Linked DNA regions of Mus musculus: regions 1 and 3 are each linked to region 2. Evidence: chromatin loops called from intact Hi-C (ENCODE). Cell type or tissue: left cerebral cortex. All regions are shown on one strand.

Region 1 (2,500 bases), 65 kb before region 2:
CAAATGCATACACCTACAGCCAAACAGTGGATGGAGCTTGGGGACTCTTAAGGAAAAATAGAAGGAAGAATTGCCAACACCAAATGGGGATAGGAACTCCATAGGAAGACTAACAGAACCAACTAACGCACACTGGGGCTCTCAGAGAGTGAACCACCAACCAAAGCATATGCAGACTGGACCTAGGCCTCCCTGCACATATGTAGCAGATGTGTGGCTTGTTCTTCATGTGGGTCCTGAACAACTGGAGCAGGGGCTAGCCCAAAAGCTGTTGCCTGTCCTCGGATATGTTCTTCTAACTGGGCTGCCTTGTCTGGCCTCAGTGGAAGAGGATGTACCTAGACCTGCAGAAACTTGATGTGTCAGAAGAGAAGGGGTGCTGGAAATGGGGGAAGAATTGTGGGAGGAGGTGACCAGGAAGAGGAACAGTGAGTGGGATGTAAAATGAATAAATAAATTTAAATAGATAAATAAGTAAATTTAAAACAAGAATTCTTTTCAATGGCTTTCTGTTTAGGCTGCTACTTTTCAGGGGCGGGCTGGGGAGACATAGGGGTTGTCACAGAATTCTTCCACATCTCTCTTTCTCAATTATCCATCTGCAATCATCAGTATCACTGTAAAAGCAGCTTCTGTGCTCTTTACAGTAAGTGAGAACGTAGATTATGTACTGTTTCAAAGTATTATTCTTTCTATATATAGCTCATGGTTTTGAAGAGCACATTTAAACATTTGGAGATAAACACTGGATATAAAGTAGAATAATTAGCATGTTATCTCACTTTTTATCAGGTTTAAGATTTTATTTTTTATTCACTCCTTTTAAGTTAACAACTTACAGTAACTAAAATTACGTCCAGTTTATATAAACTGGGACTTTGAAAACCTACTTATCACAAGGCTTAAAGAGATTAACTGGCAGAATTTGAACCCAATCCCTTTGGCTCTGGATCTTACCCTAGATCAAATATTGGCTTTCAATCATAAACTATAAAATATCAGGTGTGTTAAGCAATCTGTATGGGTAAGCTATGATTAGCTAATATTATTACTTGGTACTAGGAGTATCTGACTGGTTTAGGAAAAGGGTCAGACTACCTCCCGAATTCTCTGGCAAATTCATTTCTAGTAGTACAGAGACTGGCAACAGTGTAGGACCAGATGGCCTATGATTTTGTGATTGTTTCTGTGCCAAGCGTTTTGTAAGACTAAAGAAGTCGAGTTGAATTTTCAAAACAGAGTAAAGAAATCAAGGAAAGCATCCAGCAAGAAGAAATAACTGAGTTTTGTTTTAGTTTCTTCTGCTTCAGTGATAAAATATTCTCATGAAAGCAAGTTAAAGGATAAAGGGTTTATTCTAGTTCACAGCTTAAGTATATGTAGTTTATTACTGCAGGCAAGTCAAGGAGGTAGGAACTGGGAGGAATGTGTCACTATGTGTACAAAATTATGAACATAGAGCAATGGATACACATTGCTATTCACTGTCTTTTCTCCATTGATAAAAAAAGTCCAGGATCCCATACACAGAAGGGTGCCATCTACAGAAGGTCTTCCTATCTCAAGTAACACAACCAAGATAAACTTCCTCAGGAAAGCCCATGGGCTTATCTCCCAGGTGATTTTAGATTCTCATAAATTGACAATTAACATTAAACAACATAATTTGCATCATGAAATAGATGGTTGTGGAAAAGAAGAAAGCTATTATTCTTTCAGTGAGAAAGGTCTTAAATCAGCTGTCCTCCTGAGGCATCCTGGGAATTATTTTATCATGTAAAAATAAATGAAGTGAAAGAAGGGTTGGTAACAAAGAGGAAAAGGGGAGGAATAACAAAGAAAGAAGAAGAGAAGAGAGGGGAGGAGAGGAGAAGAGAGGAGAGAAGAAGAGAGGAAGGAGAGAAATGGGAAGAGGTAATCTTTGAGAGTAGTAGCCAGTTTTCCTCTGAGGTACACCTCTGAGCCTAAAATACAAGCCAACTTTTTCTCCTTATAGGTCTTCACCCTCCATCTGATTTGATGGCAGTCAGAGTGGTCTGAAGCTAACATGCTAATAAACTTGGCTTGGGAGAAGAGCCCAACAGAAAGGCGGTTTAGGCCTTGGCCTGAGAATATGGCTCTCTGCTATTCAGTACAAAATATATGAGCATTGTATTTACATCATTCTTATATTTCCCTATACCCCATCCAAGTCCTCCAACCCTGCCTCTGCTTTCTCTCAAGTTCATGACCTACTGAGTTTATTTAGTGTTGCTTGTACACGTCTGTGTTTAGGGCTGACAACTTGGGAATAAATAACCCATCCAGGGGGCCTGTCCATGGACAAAACTGACTCTTAGCAGCCACAGATTATCTATAGTTCTTTGTCTTGGAATGTGGCCTTGTAACATTTGCTCTGTCCATTTCAGGATGCTGACTGCTCTTTTCCTAATTCAAGACTTGTTTGGGCAACCATATTGTTGAGATCTCTTGGGTGCAGCTTCCCTGTCATGACTAGAAG
Region 2 (2,500 bases):
CCTAAGAAATAAGCTCTGTGTTTAATTACAGGTAGTTATATTATTTTCACATTCAATCTTACTCATGTGACAGAGCCATGTTCTTTATGTGTCCTTTCAGGAGTCGCCTCTGTCCCTATTATTTGGAAGTGTATGAGAGATGCAGGTTATCCTCCCTGCACCGACCACATCAGGAACCCTGAGCAGGACACAGGATGGATGGAGCCTACTGGCTGATACCAAAGTAGCCCATGCTAAATCTCTTTCCTCCCCCACCCCATTCTCCATCACAGACTGTAATGTACCAGGCTGGTTTTAGTAGCAACACTTTTTGGAAATGGCAAACTGTTCTTCAAGGAACACATCCACCTCAATATTTTATTTTTATAATGTTTCATGGATTTTTATCTTAATGTTTACACATTTCAATTTGGCTCAATTTCTGTAGCATTTTGCATCATTGTGTGCTGTTGCTATTGGGTGTTTGCTCTTCCATTGTGTCTTTTAATGCCCATGCATTGATGTTAAAGAAGTGGATTGGGTGAAGTTACATTCTGTGATTAGTGAGTTAGGGATTAAATAGCAGAGAGCTCAGATCGTTATCCTTTATCTTATCCCTTACGATGTTCCTGTATAAGCACACTCAGTTCAATCCTAGCTACTTTAAAAGTCAACACTAACAATGGAAAACAAACTCCATCTACCACAAATGTGAAAGCAAACAATACTATTTTACTCTCATTTTTGTTGTTACCATTAAGCAATTTAAGATCCAAATGGTTCTGCAGAAATCTCCCACTTCTCCAATGCTCCCTGGTGCCTCTTCAAATGCAAATAGACCTTACAAAGATACCTCCTGAGAGTCCCTTCTTCCCCATGAAACAATTTGCTCATAAATTAGGTGTAAACAATCCCTCAGAAACCCTGGATTGCAGCACTCAGTACCCAGTTTGTTTAGGGAAGATATATATATATATATATATATATATATATATATATATATATTCCTTCATATTCATTAAAATTAATTTGTGCATTTTCTAACAAAATCTTATCTAAGCATTTTAGCTGTGAAACTAACTAGCTAAATATCCCCAGCCCTCCCCACCTTTCAAGAGATTATTTATTTTCTCTTTGGGCTGATAAAGTTCTGATGGCACATTTTCTAATTTTAAAAAACATTTTCATTTCACACTTCTGAAAAACTTGCAGTCAGGAGCGAGCGGGTGGGTCTGCTTGAAGTGTGATTCACACCCTAGGCTCTCCTTCCCCAACAGCTCATGCATATTTATAAAGCCAACCAGACTTCAGGTTTTAAACATGCCCAAGGAAGAGACTATTTTAGAGGAGCCTAAATAAGTGCGCTGTGGCTATGCAGCACTTTGTGTCCAAAATATCCCTCCTATTTACAAATGTTAACCCATACTTTCTAAAGATAAAAGGCAAGAAACTCTCCTTACCTCTATCACATCTATAAAATCCTTACTCACAACACTGTTCTTGGGGCTGGAGAGATGGCTCAGTGGTTTAGAGCACTTGTTCCTGAAGAGGACCTACAACTGATTCCCAGTGCCCACATGGTGGCTCACAACCATTCATAATTCCAGGGGTCAATGCCCTATTCTGACTTCTGAAGATACATGGTAGGCATGGGCTATGCAGGCATAAATGCAGATACAACATTCATTCGTCGACATGAAATAAACTAAGTAAATCTAAAAATAATTTTAAAGAACGTCCCTGGAGATATCTAAATAGTTTCTAAAATAGGCGATAAAATAGGAAATCTACTTAAAATAGGAAAATTGTTTCCCATTTTCCAAATGCATCATATTTCTCCTTTCCCTTACTAGAGTCGCCATTCAGTCATTCACATGCTCATTGGACAGTTTAGAGGCACCATTACAAAGATCCTATGATAAAGCAAAGGGTCAGTAAATAAGAATCATTGGGAAAAGGGCCACACATGATAAATAATCAGAATAACGAAGTCGTGAGTGTTTAATACTTTTCTAGATAGGCTTAATGAAAAACATGCCAAGAACAGTGACTCTTTAACCAAACTTGGAAGTCTAGAGCCTATATAAACAGGCCAGGACTGGCATTTCAGTGGAAGCAAGAAACAACCTTGTGTCTAGAGACCCAGACTATCACAATGCACTAGAAAACAGCAAATGTCCCCTTGATGGCTGGAGTGTTGACTGCGCAGTGCAAAGGGTGGGGCTCAGACTGACTAGAAGAGTAGAGACGCAGGGAGACGCAGCTACATCCCTCTCCATAGAGGAGAGGCATCATGCTAGAAACCGGTAGTGTGTGCTTCCCTAAACCTCACTCGACGTAAGGAAGCACCAACCAGATACAGAGCCCCTTTCGATGATAAAATAACTGGAAATCCTAGGAGAAATCATACTTGCATTTAACTGCTCACAAGCGAGATGGGTTCTGGCAAAAGACAAAACACTCGGCTAAATACTACAGTTAATGGCCCTTCGCCTTATAACAGGTTTGATTTTTATGGCCA
Region 3 (2,500 bases), 71 kb after region 2:
CAGAATCGCTGCTCTATCAGTACAGAAACTCACTGAGACGTACATGCTTAAGGCCTGAACAAGTGCTTATTGTCCAGTAATAGTTTAGTTGTTTGACTTTTTTATTTGCAAGTTCTTTATAATAAGTTTATCTTCATTAAAATAATTAAGTATGCCAATATCTTTACCTAAGTTAGTTTAGGAGAAAAAATGTTTCTCCATCACATTTTAAAAATGCATCCCCTTATATTACTTGCTAACCCATACTTTAGTCTACATAGAACCATTTATCACTATTGACATAACCATTTATTTATTCTCAGAAGTATCTTGACGTAAATTATTAATTCTATGGTCACTCTGCTCATCCTGGATTCTTTTTAGGATGCTTTTTTTTGTCTAGCTCATGCACAAGTTGTTATTCACCTGTATTTCCTCAAGTCTCCTGTCCTTGTACAGTGAGGGAATCTGGGTCTGGGATGAACTTCAATAAATACATACAAATTATAGGAAAATGATCCAGACAAATTAGTAAGCTCCACTTAGACATTCACATGTGATATAGAAAGTACCAGAAACTTTCAGGTGATTCTATCCATGCCAAACATTATATATTATATGGTAGTCTATCTCACACCATTGTACCTGTTAATTAATAGTATTTTTATATTTCTCCAATGTTTAGTATATTGGACTGTGCTCATAAAGATGGGCATGCCCCCAAGGTTTTGCATAATGACTGCTTATGCTAATTATTATGGGAAACCCCCCTCTGTAACTGCTGACGATCATTTTAATTTTGACGTTGGGCTATAAAGGCCTCTCTGTTGGCATTTAGGCCAGAGGTTGTCATGAGACTTCCTAAAATTGTTTTCTCCCATTCAAGAGCCAGAAACATACAAGGAACTCTGCCTCCTTTTACTCTTGAACATCAACTTGTGAAGCCATCTGAACAGCAGGAGGCAGGCTGTCTCCTAAGCAGTCAGGAATCCCAGCTACACACTGTAGATGACAATCTGATAGGCTTATTCTAGGCACCACCTTCGTATCCAGAAATATCAATGGAGAACACTCTCCTGAGATCCAAAGCCTCAACAGCTCAGAGCTTATCATACATTTTCAACTTGACTCAAATACAAGCAACTTAAATTAGAGAAAAGATCTAAATAGGCCAGAGTCAACAGCATTACAAGAAAGCTGGGGTAGGGTGAGAATGTGTGGGAAGATCCATAGCATGCCCAGAGCCAGAGCTATGCATGCGCTCTTTTCCTTTCCTAGGAAACCACCCCAATGGGGAAGAAAATAAAACTCTCCCCTTATTGCCAAGCAATGATATGCATTGCTGCTAATTAGAGAAGAAAGTGCAGCCAAGCTTCAAACAAAACAAAACTGCTAAGTAAACACTTTTCAGAAGCATATGCAATAAAGTATGGATTTTTAAAGGGGCCATGGGTATAAATTTAAAACAAAGAGAAAGACAAAAAAATAAATAAATAAAACAAAGAGAAAGGGATGCAGTTTCATTTTTAAAATCAAATTTATTGAGATTTTCCTCACACCACATACCTGAGACCATCTTAGAACACAGACCAGAATGTCTGGGTGATTTAATTCAGTAGTAGTAAAATTACTTGTATACCAAGTGAAGTAGGTGTTTTAGGGCATCCTCTTCTTACATGACTCTGCTAAGGATTCCTTTTTTTCTATTTTATGAGTATGGGTTCCCTTGCTGGCCCAGGAGAGCTGTCCAAAGCTGGGATGGGAGGTAGAGACAGACAACGTGTAGGGGTATCCATTTTTGAGAGGCAGCTATAGTAGAATAACACACATCCAAACGATTTGCTGAGCAGTTGTAATGAATCTGCATGTGTACTATTTATTTGCTCCCCACGGCATTTTTATATATAGTGCCTAACATGAAATATAAGCTAAAAAATCCTAAATGTTAGCACATGGCTAGGTGTTATACTGATTAGAGGGGGACATCACAAAAATAATGTGAATAAGTTTTACCTTTTCAAGGGAAAAATGACACCCTGAGATAACTGAGCTTACTTTTTCAATATTAAACGGTCCCTAGAAGCTCATATGTTAAAAGTCTTAGTTGTCAGTCTGATGGCGTTAAGAGGCGGTAGACGTTTTAGGGGGGTAGAACTGAAAGGATGTTAGATCATGTTTCCACCTTATAACTTGATTATCTCAGGCTTTTTGTCCCAGTGTTGGAAAGCTGACCATCACACCCGGTGGGAAAAAATTATTCATCCCTGGCACTTCTGCCGATGTGCAGTTTTAGAAGTAAGAGGAGAACAATACCAGAGTCACAAGTCCAGTAAGGAAATGCTTTTAGTTTGCACAGTTCAGTCACAATTTACTCACTTAGCAAATCTGGCCTTTTTTGCTTTGGAATTACATACTCATCAACAGAGTTTACATAATCAGCACTCCTTTCCTGGAGCTTGATGCAGTCATTCATGGCTCTATGAAGCTTCCTCTAGGTTGGCTGTGCCCATGAGGAAGCAGG

Evidence for each region. Peaks named below come from ENCODE experiments on the same cell type or tissue, not always from the same donor. Only the 100,000 strongest peaks of a DNase experiment are listed, where the experiment ranks them.
Region 1: a loop joins it to region 2, with 11 times the contacts of the local background. A loop is called at or near these places in 3 of 42 quality-filtered maps.
Region 3: a loop joins it to region 2, with 9 times the contacts of the local background. A loop is called at or near these places in 2 of 42 quality-filtered maps.

The regions. Positions count from the first base shown.
Region 1 is chr12:89,787,651-89,790,150 of GRCm38, reverse strand. All of the region lies in intron 14 of Nrxn3 (neurexin III), which reads right to left. Among named protein-coding and RNA genes, the nearest start is that of Gm40538, 620 kb to the left of the region's middle. In left cerebral cortex, no CTCF peak of the experiment used is centred here; a DNase peak (open chromatin) is centred at 1,174.
Region 2 is chr12:89,722,996-89,725,495 of GRCm38, reverse strand. The region is part of intron 14 of Nrxn3 (neurexin III); the gene reads right to left. Among named protein-coding and RNA genes, the nearest start is that of Gm40538, 680 kb to the left of the region's middle. In left cerebral cortex, no CTCF peak of the experiment used is centred here; DNase peaks (open chromatin) are centred at 250 and 1,263.
Region 3 is chr12:89,652,001-89,654,500 of GRCm38, reverse strand. All of the region lies in intron 14 of Nrxn3 (neurexin III), which reads right to left. Among named protein-coding and RNA genes, the nearest start is that of Gm40537, 680 kb to the right of the region's middle. In left cerebral cortex, a CTCF peak has its summit at 952; DNase peaks (open chromatin) are centred at 1,101, 1,659 and 2,423; H3K27ac peaks cover 271 bases.